2 separate regions of the Homo sapiens genome follow, and region 2 is linked to region 1. A link is a contact called in ENCODE Hi-C or POLR2A ChIA-PET data. All regions are on one chromosome and are shown on one strand. Each heading gives the region's core, a stretch centred on a gene start or an enhancer-like site at or near the end of the contact. The rest is flanking DNA. Distances are from core to core; before and after follow the strand shown.

What was found. A loop is a pair of places that touch in the nucleus more often than their neighbours do. ChIA-PET counts read pairs that join two places held with the same protein, here RNA polymerase II (POLR2A). Pooled maps may share reads with other maps.
Region 2: a loop to region 1 is called in a map of naive thymus-derived CD4-positive, alpha-beta T cell, with 5 times the contacts of the local background. The contact joins two enhancer-like sites. A Hi-C loop is called at or near these places in 1 of 168 maps with a recorded cell type or tissue (naive thymus-derived CD4-positive, alpha-beta T cell) and 9 of 50 pooled maps. POLR2A ChIA-PET finds 5 or more read pairs at or near these places in 4 of 52 experiments (H1, activated CD4-positive, alpha-beta memory T cell, activated CD8-positive, alpha-beta T cell and 1 more).

What each region holds. Positions count from the first base shown.
Region 1 is chr1:101,078,626-101,085,292 of GRCh38, forward strand. DPH5-DT (DPH5 divergent transcript) reads left to right here. Exons shown (of 5, transcript NR_109849.1): 4 at 4,836-4,949. Among named protein-coding and RNA genes, the nearest start is that of DPH5-DT, 56 kb to the left of the region's middle. RefSeq lists a silencer at 3,040-3,119. Within about 2 kb of position 3,111, at least 2 of the 41 ENCODE cell types and tissues checked have a DNase peak (open chromatin) inside an H3K27ac peak, as active enhancers do.
Region 2 is chr1:101,175,987-101,182,653 of GRCh38, forward strand. It overlaps LOC101928334 (a long non-coding RNA gene), which reads left to right. Exons shown (of 4, transcript XR_426738.4): 4 at 1-569. Among named protein-coding and RNA genes, the nearest start is that of S1PR1-DT, 57 kb to the right of the region's middle. Within about 2 kb of position 3,310, at least 5 of the 41 ENCODE cell types and tissues checked have a DNase peak (open chromatin) inside an H3K27ac peak, as active enhancers do.

The DNA of each region.
Region 1 (6,667 bases), core at 1,861-4,360:
GCAGTGGCACCATCTCGGCTCACTGCAAGCTCCGCCTCCCGGGTTCACGCCATTCTCCTGCCTCAGCCTCCCGAGTAGCTGGGACTACAGGCGCCCGCCACCACGCCTGGCTAATTTTTTGTATTTTTAGTAGAGACGGGGTTTCACCGTGTTAGCCAGGATGGTCTCAATCTCCTAACCTCGTGATCCGCCCGCTTCGGCCTCCCAAAGTGTTTTTATTTGATCTTATCACAGTAGTCAGCATATTTTGCCTTGTATTATACTTATATGTGTACATGTAGTCTTCCCCCAGACTAGCCATTACTTGAGAGCAAAATTTTAGCCTTATCCGTCTAAATATCCCCCAAGTGCTTATCTAGTGAATGCCTAATTGTAATGCCTATTGACTTAAATGGAATTTAATTAAATGGGGTTTGTTATATTCTGCTAAGACTGTAGTAGATGTAGACACAAGTCTGATTCTTTTCTTATAACTACCATTTTCCCCTGTTATGGATATATCAAATTACTTACCACCCTTAACATCTCCTCCAGATTAATTTGTCTTGTGTAAGCCCCTAGTTGACCAAAGCTGATGGCTGATTAAATTCCCCCAAGGGAACTCAGCCACACAGCCACATAGGTTTTTTTTCTTTTTTGGTTGCAAAAAGCAGAAAGGTGCGTATGCAACAGAGACCATCTTAAACACGAGAATTATTAGAGTAGCTCACAGAAAGGTATCACTGAACAAGCAAGCTTCAGGAGGTTAGAAACCAGGACAATTCTGAGGACTCGAGCATTGAGAACTCATGAACTCTTTGACCCAGAGCACCCCAAGGCACCTCCACTTAAGACTCAAATTCGAAGGATCTGTGTAAGCCAGCTTGATTCAATAATCTAATTCTGTGCTCAGGAAACAGGTGGTTCCTTTTTTTTTTTTTTTAAATCAGAATTTGGAGTTAAGAGGATGCAGGGAGAGTGGTAGACAAACGGAAACAAGTGTTACCATAGCAATCTATTAGAGGGCAAACTAAGCCACCAGGAGTCTCTCAAGAACAAACAAACAAACAAACAAATGTTATGAATGACTTTTGGCTTAAATGTCATGTAGACTAAGACTGGAGGCGCAATGGAGAAGGAGGGAAAACTGAGAGCTGATAGAAGCAAAATGAAGGATAGGAGTGAGCATCCCCTAAGATGGACAAGGTGCCTTCATTTCCTAATGGTTTCTCCTCTTCTTTTCTTTGAACCTACCAATGTGTGGTTATTTTCCTTGCAATATTGTGTTGTAAGATATCCTTCCAATTTAGAAACAGAAAGGGTAGTAATTGCCTCATGTTAGAATATTTAGCTATAGAATAATAGGAATCAAAATTATTTTAGACATCAAAGAGTATGGAAAATCAAAGATAATCTGAGGCAGCAAGACACAAATCCCATTTGTCAATTCTGCCATTTGGTGATCATGATGGTAGTGATTTGAGATATGTCTAGCTAAGTACCAAGCACTGTTTTAAGTATTTACATATATTGTTCTCTCAAAAACTCTGACGTGTAGGTAGAATTATTAGCCTCATTTTACACATAAGAGAGCTAAAGTATACAAAGAATAAGTAATGGAGCCAGGATTCAAATTTCCTAATTCAACATCAAAGCCTAAATTCCTGAAAGTGCAAGTCTCTCACAAACTTCAGGAATTCCACAGCATACCAGAAATCTTAAGTTTTAGGGTGGTTCGAAACCTTATAAATCCCTTTGAGTCAAAAATTTCTCTTTTTTTCCAGATCCTGTTAAACGTCAGTGTTACTATTTAGCCTTTGATATCTCCAGTAAAGGCAACTTCTTTCTGGACCCAGAAATAAAGCTTTACATTAGCAGCTTCCATAACACCAATAACATGAATGACCATCTACTGAGCAATTGCAGTGCACCAGGATTATGGCTTATGAGCACTTTATGTTTATTATCTCACAACTCACTGAGTTAGATACTCTCCACAACCCAGTGAGGTAAATACTATTACTTCCACAGTATATATTATTATATAATAAAATGCTTAGAATATACACACAGTAACTAAACACTACTTATAAAATATGGCTCTAGATATGTTTGATAAATATTTCCTTCATGAAAACATGGAGGAATTAATTAGCAGTATCTCTCTGCAGCCTTTAGCCCTCGAGAATCATGTAGAAAAGAGGAGCTGTCTTCTCTTTTAGCAGAACATCTGTCAGAGATGGTTTCCCCTGACTTAGACAATTGTGTTTTTTTCCCTTCAGAATGATTGAGTCTCAGAATTGTTCTTTAATCCTCAGTATTTCCATTAAGAAGAGCTTCTATCAAGTGCTTCAAAAGTACCCAATGTGAAGGAGTAATAATGACTCCCTGCTGGTGAGCGAAGTGTGGAGGACACAGGTCCCTCAGCCGTCCACTGGATGCTGCACTGTTTGGCCTGAGCCAACATGGGCAGAAATACAGGCGGCAGCATAAGCAGATGCCAAGAACCTGTCTTGCTTCTACTGTTTTCATTGGGTTACTATATCTCCTTTGTAGTCCAACCTGCAAATTACTTTGAGAAGGGGAGATACACCCCTGGACCAATCTAGGACTATATTTGTTCCCTTGCTAAAGTAGGAAAAAAAATACAGAACCTTTAAATATTGAACTCAAGGGCAACTAATTTAAATTCCTTTCCTTTCATGTTGAAAGTCTTTTGACTGGGTTATTCTGAAGCCATAGCAATTAGGTTACAGTTTACTTCTCTGTTACTTTACCATCTTTAAATTTGGCACCTTCAAAAGGTTGTTCTGTGCGTTTAAAAAAAAAAAGGAACTACCGTTGGATATTGTATTGTTGATGACCATTATTTGATTCTGGATTCTTTTGTGTGTTTGTGTTTGGGTGTTTTTGGTTGTTGTTTGTTTGTTTTCTAGAGACGGGGGGTCTCACTATGTTGTCCAGACTAGATTCGAGCCCCTGAGCTCAAGGGATTCTCCAGCCCCAGCCTCCCGAGTAGCTGGAACTGCAGGCACCCGCCACCACGCCCAGGGACAGTTACTTGATTCTTAATAGTCCAGTCATAATGAGACAGGATACTGCATAAGCCAAAGACCACACAAAGTATCAATGTTAAGTATCAAGAGGGTGTGGAGGAAGTGGGTTACAACCACTTTGTCTCCCAACTGTTGTATGTTTTGCCTTTAAAAATTTTTTTAAGTACGTTAAATTCTAATGTACTCAGATGTGGCTGAAACAATGACAAAACATTAGTTTTCTTTAAATATGCGTGACTTTTAAGCTTTTTCCCTTTCCCAGTGACTTGCTTCTCCACTAAGCTCTTTTTTTCTTTTTTTTTTTTCCTCAAATATTATTGTTTCATGTCACTGTGACAAGTTTAGTCTACTGGAAATTCCTATGTCCTCTGTAATTTAGGTTTTAAGCAACATATGATTTATCTTGTTATTTTAAAAAAACTATCTGCCTTCCCTAAGTGGGCAACTCTCTGGCATCCTTAATATTCTTCTATAGAAATTGTGATGAAAGAACAGATAAGCCTAAGTAAATCTAGCGTGTGGAGCTCCTTTAAAATGTGAAGACCTTGCCAACTGGTTAAAAATAAAACTTGGTTTTGTCCTAAATATCCTTGCTGGGCCTATTATACATAAAAAAAGGGGCCACAGCCCATTTGCAAGGCTTCTGAATGAACTCCATTCATTCTGTACTTGGAAATGTCTCTTCAGCCACAAAAAGAAACAATAGTTATAACCTAATTTCTTTGGTGCCAATATCAGCAGAAGAAGAGCCAAGAGACCATTATGAAAACTCTAGTAAGTTCTCTTGGTGATTATATAATGCTGTATTCATTGATCATATTTCTGTATTTAAATAAGTACATTTTTTAAAACATCATAAAGTGGATCAGTAATGCTGTAATATCACATTTCATGTATTATACAACATTTTTGAAATGGAGTACTCCAAAGTAATTTGCTTCTTATGGTTACCAAAGTTTAAAGAATACCCTAACATGCACTCCAAGATTTTAAGAGGAAAGGCTTTGTGTTTTTCATTACTGTATTTTGAAATCTGAGAGTGCAAAACTAGTTTTCTTAGGTAAACCCCGTAATCAGTTTCCACATTTACCTGTAAAAGTCAGTGGAGGGCATACATCTGGAAGTAGTAGTGGCGGTACACAATGTGTGTTAATATGATTTCCAAGGGGTATCTAGAGTAAACTTTCTTAATCACAGATCTGATCTGAGCATGCCACTCCTTTCTTAAAATCTTTTGTTGATTTTCCATTTCCCTAAAAGGAAGGCCCACTGGAGCATGGGCCTTGCAAAGTCCTCTTTCTGGCTTCTGCCTGCCTGCCTTTTCAGCTTCATCTCTGCCATCTTCCCTGAATGAACTTTTGTCAGTGGCCTCGCTCTTTCTACCTATGAGATGTTGTTTCTGCATGTTCTTGCATGGAATTCTCTTCCTCCCAACCCTGTTTCATTCCTTTAATCTGTACAACTCTTTCTTATCCTGAAGTCTTTATGTTAAGGTTGCCTTTTCAGGAAGACTTTTAATTGTATTAGCTAATTAATTAATTAATAGTCTGAGGTATTTGGAGCTGAGATTCTATGGGGATTAGTTGCTGGAGGGTAGTTTAGAGCCAGATTGTGAAGGACTTTCTAAACTGTGCTTTCAAGGTTTTGAACAGGAAAATGATGTAGACTTTCTGTTTTTTGTAAGTTTGGAGGATGGCTTGTGTCTTAAAAGAATATGTAACATAACCATCTAATTTGTGAGTAGTGGACTAAGGAAACACCACTCTAACCTTTTTCTCTCTGCGATAATCCCATCTTCAGCCTCTCAAGCACTGTGAAAAATCACTTTCTCTTGTTGTATTCTTGGAGCCCCTGCTAATTCATTATTGAAAAATACCTGCTGCCTGCATTTGGCCTTATGTTGTCATTTACTTGGTAAGTAAAGCTAAATATAATATTAACTAAAATTAAAAGACCATTAAATTATTGGATAGTGTCTACTATAGTGGTTTAGAGTACAGGCTCTAGAGAGATCTGATTTAAAAGTTTTGCTCTGCCACTTGCTAGCAATATAGATGTGGACAGGCTATTTAGATAATTTACTTAGCAAAATAAACTTGAACTGAAGGGTAGGAGATTGAGGCAAGGAAGGTAGACCCTAAAGCAGTTTGCCAAATACAAAATCTCTTGGAATTTGAGAGTGTTATCTAAAAATCCATGTGAATCTTGTATTCTCTTCCATAATACATTTCTGTTTGTTTTAATATAAAAATACTTTTAAGTTGGAGGAGGGGGTTAAGTGGGTTGGTGATTATTGCCTCAAATTTTTTATACAATTATTTCTCCAGGAAAACACACACTGTTTATTCATGGCTTGAAGCAGTCTTTTTTTTTAAACATACTTTTATAGTATACAAGCATGTGAACAGACATGCTTCTGGTAACGGAAATTACCAGAAATGTAAATATAATATCTCATTAGAGCAGAAATTCTGCATTGATCTTCAGCCACTGATTTACAGTGTTTACCCCAATATTACTATATTCTAGATAAAACGTTAAAAATCTAGCTCAATAGTGTTACAAAATAAACTGATTATTTCCTTCCTCTCACCATATATACATCTAGATTATTCCATTCTTTCTAGTTACTCTCACAGGAACCTCAAGAGGCATGCTGGTTTATCTCTTTTCCTGCCTCCCCCCAGATATTTTAGTTAAATATTTTACTCTTTATACAATCCATCTTAAACATGTAATTCTTTCTATCACTTCTTTTCTGTTTATTTCATGCAGTCAGCAGTCCATTTTAGGCTTTTGCCATTTTTTCTTGTCTGTAGTATCACTGTGAGTTCAAGAATAAGTTTTCTATATACATTCTCTTTCCTCTTTTGCTTAGCCTATGAACTGTATTCCTTTATTGTCTCTGCATCAACTACAAAGTTAAGTATTGATTTCCAAAACAGGCCTGCCTTCCCCATATTATGCTTACCTTGTTTTCCAGCCCAATCTTTTCCGTTACTCGCCTTAATGGTCCATCCTTTATAGCCAAAATGAACCTTCCACTCTTCCCTGAGCATCCACTGACTCACTTGTCTCCAGGCCTCAGCACCAATTATCCCCACTGCTTATCACTACTGTGTACATTGCCCAAAGCCTGTCTCACAGGCCTCCTCCTCCTCCATAAATCCTTCCTTGATCATCCCAGCTGAATGTGTGGGGTCTCCCTCTCCTTTCATTGTTTCATTTATGGAACAGATATTTATCAAATGCCTAATGTATATCAAGTGATAAACTAATGATGGGGATTTAGCAATAACTAGGACAGAATTATTACCCACTCTAATGGAGGTTATAATACAACACAAAAGTGGCATTGATAACTAATTTCAAGTTTCACGCATTTTCCAAGGGTCTGTGCATGGCGTTTAGAAGGCTACACCTTAGGCTGGGGGTCAAGAATGTCTTCCCTGATGTGAGGTTTACACAGAGATCTGAAGAATGAAGAGTCCAGCTAAGTTAAGTGGGAGCGGATTAAGGGAATGCAAGGACATGAAAGAGTGTCCTAGGCAGAGGGAACAACATATACAAAGGCCCTGAGGTGGGAGTGAACAAGGAACTGAGAGAAGAACTGAGAGAAGGCCACTGTGGAA
Region 2 (6,667 bases), core at 2,060-4,559, 98 kb after region 1:
AACTTGTCTTTGCTGCACACAGGCAGAATGGAGTAATATTTTAAGATTTCCTGCAACTAGAAAGGTATGGAAAGTCTTACTGATTTATATTGTGTTCTGACTTCCTGAGGCAGTTTTCCTAATGCTATTCCATTTTAGTCATACCATGAAACAGAGCTTGCTCATTTATTGTGTTTTTTTTTTTTTAATCAGAATTCAGTGTAGAACTTTGTATTTCAGTTTTGTTTGTTGTTTCTTTAGCTTAATTTCTATGGAATTTTATAGTAATAGCAGTTTTATTTTATAAAAGTTCTCTTGCTGGGAGGATAATTCTGTAAGCATTTGAGAAAAGGAATTCCCAGTTCAATTTTCAAAATTATTTTCAAAAATAAATAACCTGACTATTTAACATATATAGTGTTCCAGACTTGCATTTATTGCCTGTACTATGTAATTAAAGATTTTATTATCTATAGTTACTTGGGAAGACACATCTTTTACATCAGTGTTTGTTTCTCAGGACAGGAAACATTTATTACGGTTCTTTTGTATTCCTAAAGTACCATAGTTCTTTTTTTTTTTTTTTTTTGGGGGGGAGAGAGTCTTGCTCTGTCACCCAGGCTGGAGTGCAGTGGCACGTTCTTGGCTTACTGCAGCCTCCACCTCCTGGGTTCAAGTGATTCTCCTGCCTCTGCCTCCTGAGTAGCAGGGACGACAGGCATGTGACACCACACCCGGCTAATTTTTGTATTTTGGTAGAGATGGGTTTTCACCATGTTGGCCAGGCTGGTCCTGAACTCCTGACCTCAGGTGATCTGCCTGCCTTGGCCTCCCAAAGTGCTGGGATTACAGGCGTGAGCCACCACGTCCAGCCTTAAAGCTCATACCATAGTTCTAGACAAATAATATGTAGATGCTCACTTGATAAAAGGGTGTTTATGTTGTATTCTTTCCATTTAATTCTTGTAATTTGAGTCTTACTTGCCTTCCTTAACCATACACCATAGAAACATTATAGAATTTCTTTTATTTTTTTTTCCATCAACTTTTATTTTATGTCCCAGGGTACATATGCAGGATATGCAGGTTTGTTACATAGGTAAATGTGTGTCATGTTTGTTGGCTGCACAGATCAACCCATCCCCTAGGTATTAAGTCTGTCACCCATTAGCTATTCTTCCCTGATGCTCTCCCCCAACCTTTACCCCAACACAGGCCCCTGCGTGTATTGTTCCCCCGCACCATATATCCATGTGTTCCCATCCTTCAGCTCCCACTTATAAGTGAGAACATGCGATGTTTGGTTTTCTGTTCCTGCATTAGTTTGCTGAGAATAACAGCTTCCAGCTCCATCCATGTCCCTGCAAACAACATGATCTTGTTGCTTTTTATGGCTGCATAGTATTATGGACTTTTTTATGATGTAGCTTAGTCTTAATAACATTACTGGTTATTTGTGCATAAGATCTTTCTGATTTAAATCTTTCCCCTAAATATTAAAACAGAAATGGGAAAATTTAATCTTTCTGAAAAGATCTCCTCTTTTTGTCATGTGGTTTTTAATGGCTTTTTATTAATACAGTCTCGAGCAGGGGTCTCCAACCCCCAGGCCACAGATGGGTACCAGTCAGTGCCTGTTAGGAACCATGCAGCACAGTGGGAGGTGAGTGGTGGGAGAGACAGCATTATTGCCTGAGCTCTGCCTCCTGTCAGATCAGGGGCGACATTAGATTTTCATAGCAGCAGGAACTCTATTGTGAACTGCGCATGCGAGAGATCTAGTTTGTGCTCTCCTTATGAGAATCTAATGCCTGATCATCTGAGGTGGAACGGTTTCATCCTGAAACCATTCCCCCAACCCACTCTGTGGAAAAATTGTCTTCTACAAAACCAGTCCCTGGTGCCAAAAAGGTTGGGCATTGCCATTATATATAATAGCTGAAGCGTATATACCAGGACATTTTTTTAAGTTCAAAATATAATTAGAGGCATCTCATTAAGATTTGTTTGTTTGTTTGTGACGGAGTCTCCCTCTGTCGCCAGGCTGGAATGCAGTGGTGCGATCTCAGCTCACTGCAACCTCCGCTTCTCGGGTTCAAGTGATTCTCCTGCTTCAGCCTCCCGAGTGGCTGGGACTACAGGCATGTGCCACCATGCCCAGCTAATTTTTTGTAGTTTTAGTACAGATGGGGTTTCACCACGTTGGCCAGGATGGCCTCGATCTCCTGACCTCGTGATCCTCCTGCCTCGGCCTCCCAAAGTGCTGGGATTACAGGCGTGAGCCACCACTCCTGGCCTAAGGTTTTTTTTTTTGGATTTTTTTTTTTTTAGATGGCCTCACTCTGTTCCCCTAGGCTGGAGTGCCATGGAAAGATCCTAATCTTTTCAAGGCTCACTGCAGCCTTGACCTCTTGGGGTCAAGTGATCCTCCCTGAGTAGCTAGGACCACAGGTGCATCACCTGTCTCAGCCTCCTGAGTAGCTCCTCAGCCTCCTGAGTAGCTAGGACCACAGGTGCATCACCACACCCAGCTAATGTTTTTTATTATTTTGGTACAGACAGGCTCTCCCTATGTTGCCCAGGCCGGCCTCAAACTCCTGGACTCTAGTGATCCTCCTGCCAAGTGCTTTGGGAGCACTTGGCCTCCAAAGTGCTGGTATTATATGTATGAATCACTGTGCCCAGCCCTCATTAAGATTTAAGAGAAGACTTTTACTCCCTGCATGCAATGGCTTATACTCACAAATCTCAGCAAATATCAGTTCTTCAAATGACATGACACTGACAAGAAATGGAAAGAACCGTTAAGAATAATAAAAAAGAGAAAGCTAACTTACAGTGACATAGAAAGAAATGAGACATTTCCAGAGAAGTAGTCAGTTCTTGTGATTATTAATTTTCTTCCTTCTAAACTGACTAATAAATAGCATTTTCAGTTACTTGCACCTTTGAAGCTTTCTGTAGCAGCATTGTTTCCATCACTGTGACATAAGTCTCCTGAGTACAACTCTTAAAATTAACCCTTTTGAGGTTGCCAGTGGTTTCAGTTTCTTTATATTCTTCTGCCTGTCACGCAGAAAAGTAAATCATTTTCTCTAAATTTGTCATCTTTTCTACTCTGTTATAGACCCGTCTTCATATTTTAATTTCCCTTAACTTTTGCAGTCTGAACAAATGAAGAAATCACATTTGTATCTTATTTTAAGTCCTCATCAAAAATTCAATTCCTTTTGGAGTTTTTCAAAAGCTTTCAATAGTGGAGGAGTTATAAGGAGAAGCGAGGTCAGATGGTTGACAGGAAGTGGGTAAAGTGTTTCATTGAGGAAGAGTGTGGGGTTAAAGAACACACAATAAAAGGAGACAAAGGAAGAAGTAGGGCCCCGTGGAAACAAGAGTCATAAAGACATAGAAGTGGAGTGCCAAATGTCTATATTTCTTCACAAAGATGACAAGATTTGAAAATACACGTCAGTGACAGTGGCTGGCAATCAACTACCACGATAGACCATAATGAAAGCCGGGTGGACAAGTATTCATTTCTTTGAAATGAATACTTTGAAATGAATAACTTTGAAAGGCTCAGATAAGGTCTCTGGTGTAAAGGAAAATACTCTACAAAAATTGATGCTTAAATGTACATGGGAGGAGCTTCTGACAATGTTCTATTTCTTGACTTTGTTAATGATCAATTATGCATTTTGGGATGATTCATTGAGTAATACACTAATTTGGGGCACTTTTCTGTGTGAGTGTTATATTTCAATTAAAAATGAAAGAGTAGCAAATAATAAATATTTGGCTTCCAACTTATTCAATTTTGTACTGTGTTCTTTGAGACCATTAGATTACCTAAACCAGTCATTATTTGTGTCTTTCTGAAGAGATCTGGTGATTTTCTTCTAATTCAAATCAACTCAACAAACATTTATCGAGTGGCCAAATGTGCAAGATACAAAAGGTGAAAAACTGCTCAAGAAGCTTACAGTCTAATGGGGAAATATAATGCAACGGGGTTAGAACAACAGCCTGGGCATGTAAATGGTGTCATAGTAAAAATGGGAATTCAGGAGTAGCATGGAAGAAGTAAGAGAAGGTTTTGTTCAGGAGGTGACTTTTGAGCCAATTAGCCAGTTCATACTGAAGTAGAAATTTCCTAATGTAGGAAAAGGCATTTCATACATAGGCGAAAGCATCACCCCACTATTTGTAAGTTACACGTAGATCAGTATTGCCAAGTTGTACACTTCTAGGTGGTATGAGTGGAGAGTTCAGAAGCAGACCTTATTTAAAACATTAGAAAGCCAAGTGCAGTGGCTCACACCTGTAATCCCAGCACTTTGGGAGGATCACTTGAGCCCAGGAGTTTGAAACTAGCCTGGGCAACAAAGTGAGACCCTGCCTCTACAAAAAAATTAAAAAACTAGCCAGGCGTAGTGGTTCACACCTGTTGTCCTGCTACTTGGGAGGCTAGGGCAGGAGGATTGCTTGAACCCAGAAGGTCGAGACTGCAGTGAGCCATGATCACATCACTGCCCTCCAGCCTCAGTGACAGAGCGAGACCCTGTCTCAAAAAAATATATAACAAATAAAATAAATAAGTATATAAAGAAATCATTAGAAGATCAGGCTGGGTGCGGTGGCTCACGCCTGTAATCCCAACACTTTGGGAGGCCAAGGTGGGTGAATCTCTTGAGGCAAGGAGTTCGAAACCAGCCTGGCCAATATGGTGATGCCCTGTCTCTACTAAAACTACAAAAAATTAGCCAGGCCTTGTGGTATGTGCCTGTAATCCTGCCACTCAGGAGACTGAGGTGCAAGAATCACTTAAGCCTTGTAGGTGGAGGTTGCAGTGAGCCGAGATCCCACCACTGCTCTCCAGCCTGGGTGACAGGGCACGACTCTGTCTCAAAATAAATAAATAAATACACACATACATACATACATATCTACACAAACAAATAAATAAAAAATTTAGAAGATCATAAGTAAAGAGAAGATAACACTGTCTTCCATCTCCCATATATAATGCAAAATAAAAATAAATTCTAAACTGTAAAGTAAGTGTAGGGAAATCCAACAAGTTTCTAATTTTTTCTAAGATTACTATTTTGATGCATTTTTAAGAGCAAATATAAAAAAGTCTTTTTCTAACATTCTTCTCTTTTTAAAGGTATTTTAAGAACTTAAATACCTTAAATTTTAGTACTTAAATTTACCTTAAATTTAAAGAACTTAAATACCAGCAAAAGGTCAAATATTAATAGGATCTATATCTAGTAACTTACTGATGCCTCACTATATTCCAGGCTCTATGATAAATCCTTTATATAGACTATTTCATTGAACCCTCCGGACAGCCTATAGGAAAGATACTCTTACTACTACTAACATTGCCATTGTCATTATTGACTTTAAATATTAGAACTTAGAGAGTTTAATTAATGTATCCATGCTCACACAGCTGAAATGTGATTGAGCTGGGATTGACTAACTGGGCACTGACTGATGATGGGGCCTGAAGTCCTTTCCTCAACATCATACTGCCACAAAATCTTAGAATATGCCAAATTAGATGTGTTGGGAAGGGTCTTTGCTCTTTGCAGTGCTCCTTAATCCTCAGATTTGTTCATTTATTCAGTTAGTATTAATAGAGTACCTATATCTGTCCGCACTGTGGTAGGCATTGAAGATACAGAGTGAATATTACAGAAGTGATCCATACCTCATGGAGTTATTGTTACAAGGAAGTGCCAACGGAGTTTGGGAATTTGGGAAGCCCTCTCTGAAGAAATGAGGATTGTATTGAGATCTGAAGGATGAGTTAAAATGACCTAAGTGAACTGGAGAGTTTCATGCATGGTAAATACCAAGCTGAGGTGATATACAAATGCCAAGCTCAGATCCCCTTTTAAGGAAGGACTTGATGCCCCTGGAGCTAGCAGTGCCAGCCCTTTCAGGCATTGCCTCAGCTACAGGGAGACACCTCACCCAAGATCACACCCTTCCACCCATTTGTGTGCCACTTCTGATGAGCCACTTCAGTTACAGAGCACTGTGTGCTGTTGGCTAAGGCTGTCAGACTTGCGTCTCAGCTTGATTTCTCCCTCTTCCCAATTCTGCTTCCGCCTCCTCCCTTCCCTGGGTGTTGACTCAAGAGCACTCTCTAATAAACATCCTGAACTCTAAACTCTGCCTTAGAGTGTGCTTCCTGGAGAACTCAATGTGCATTACGGCATGAAAAGCCTTGATGAGTAAGATGCTAAGAAGCATTCAGAATGGCTGTAGACTGTGTGGGAAATAGTGAGATGAACCCAGGCCAAAAACGAAGACGTGGGTCAAGTCATGAAGTATCTGGTAAACCATGTTGAGGATTTCCCTAAAAACAGTGGCTAGTAGGAAGCCATTGTTGAATTTTAAGCAGGAATGACATAATCAGATTTGCAGTTTTGAAATATCACTTTGGGGCCAGTGCGGTGGCTCACACTTGTAGTCTCAGCAGTTTGGGAGGTTGAGGCAAGCAGATCTCTTAAGCCCAGGAGTTCGAGACCAGCCTGGGCAACATGGCAAAACCCCTCTACAAAAAAATCTAAAAATTAGCTGGGTGGTGGCACATGCCTGTATTCCCAAGTACTTGGGAAGTTGAGGTGGGAGAATCACCTGAACCCTGTCCAAATGAACTGTGCTAATA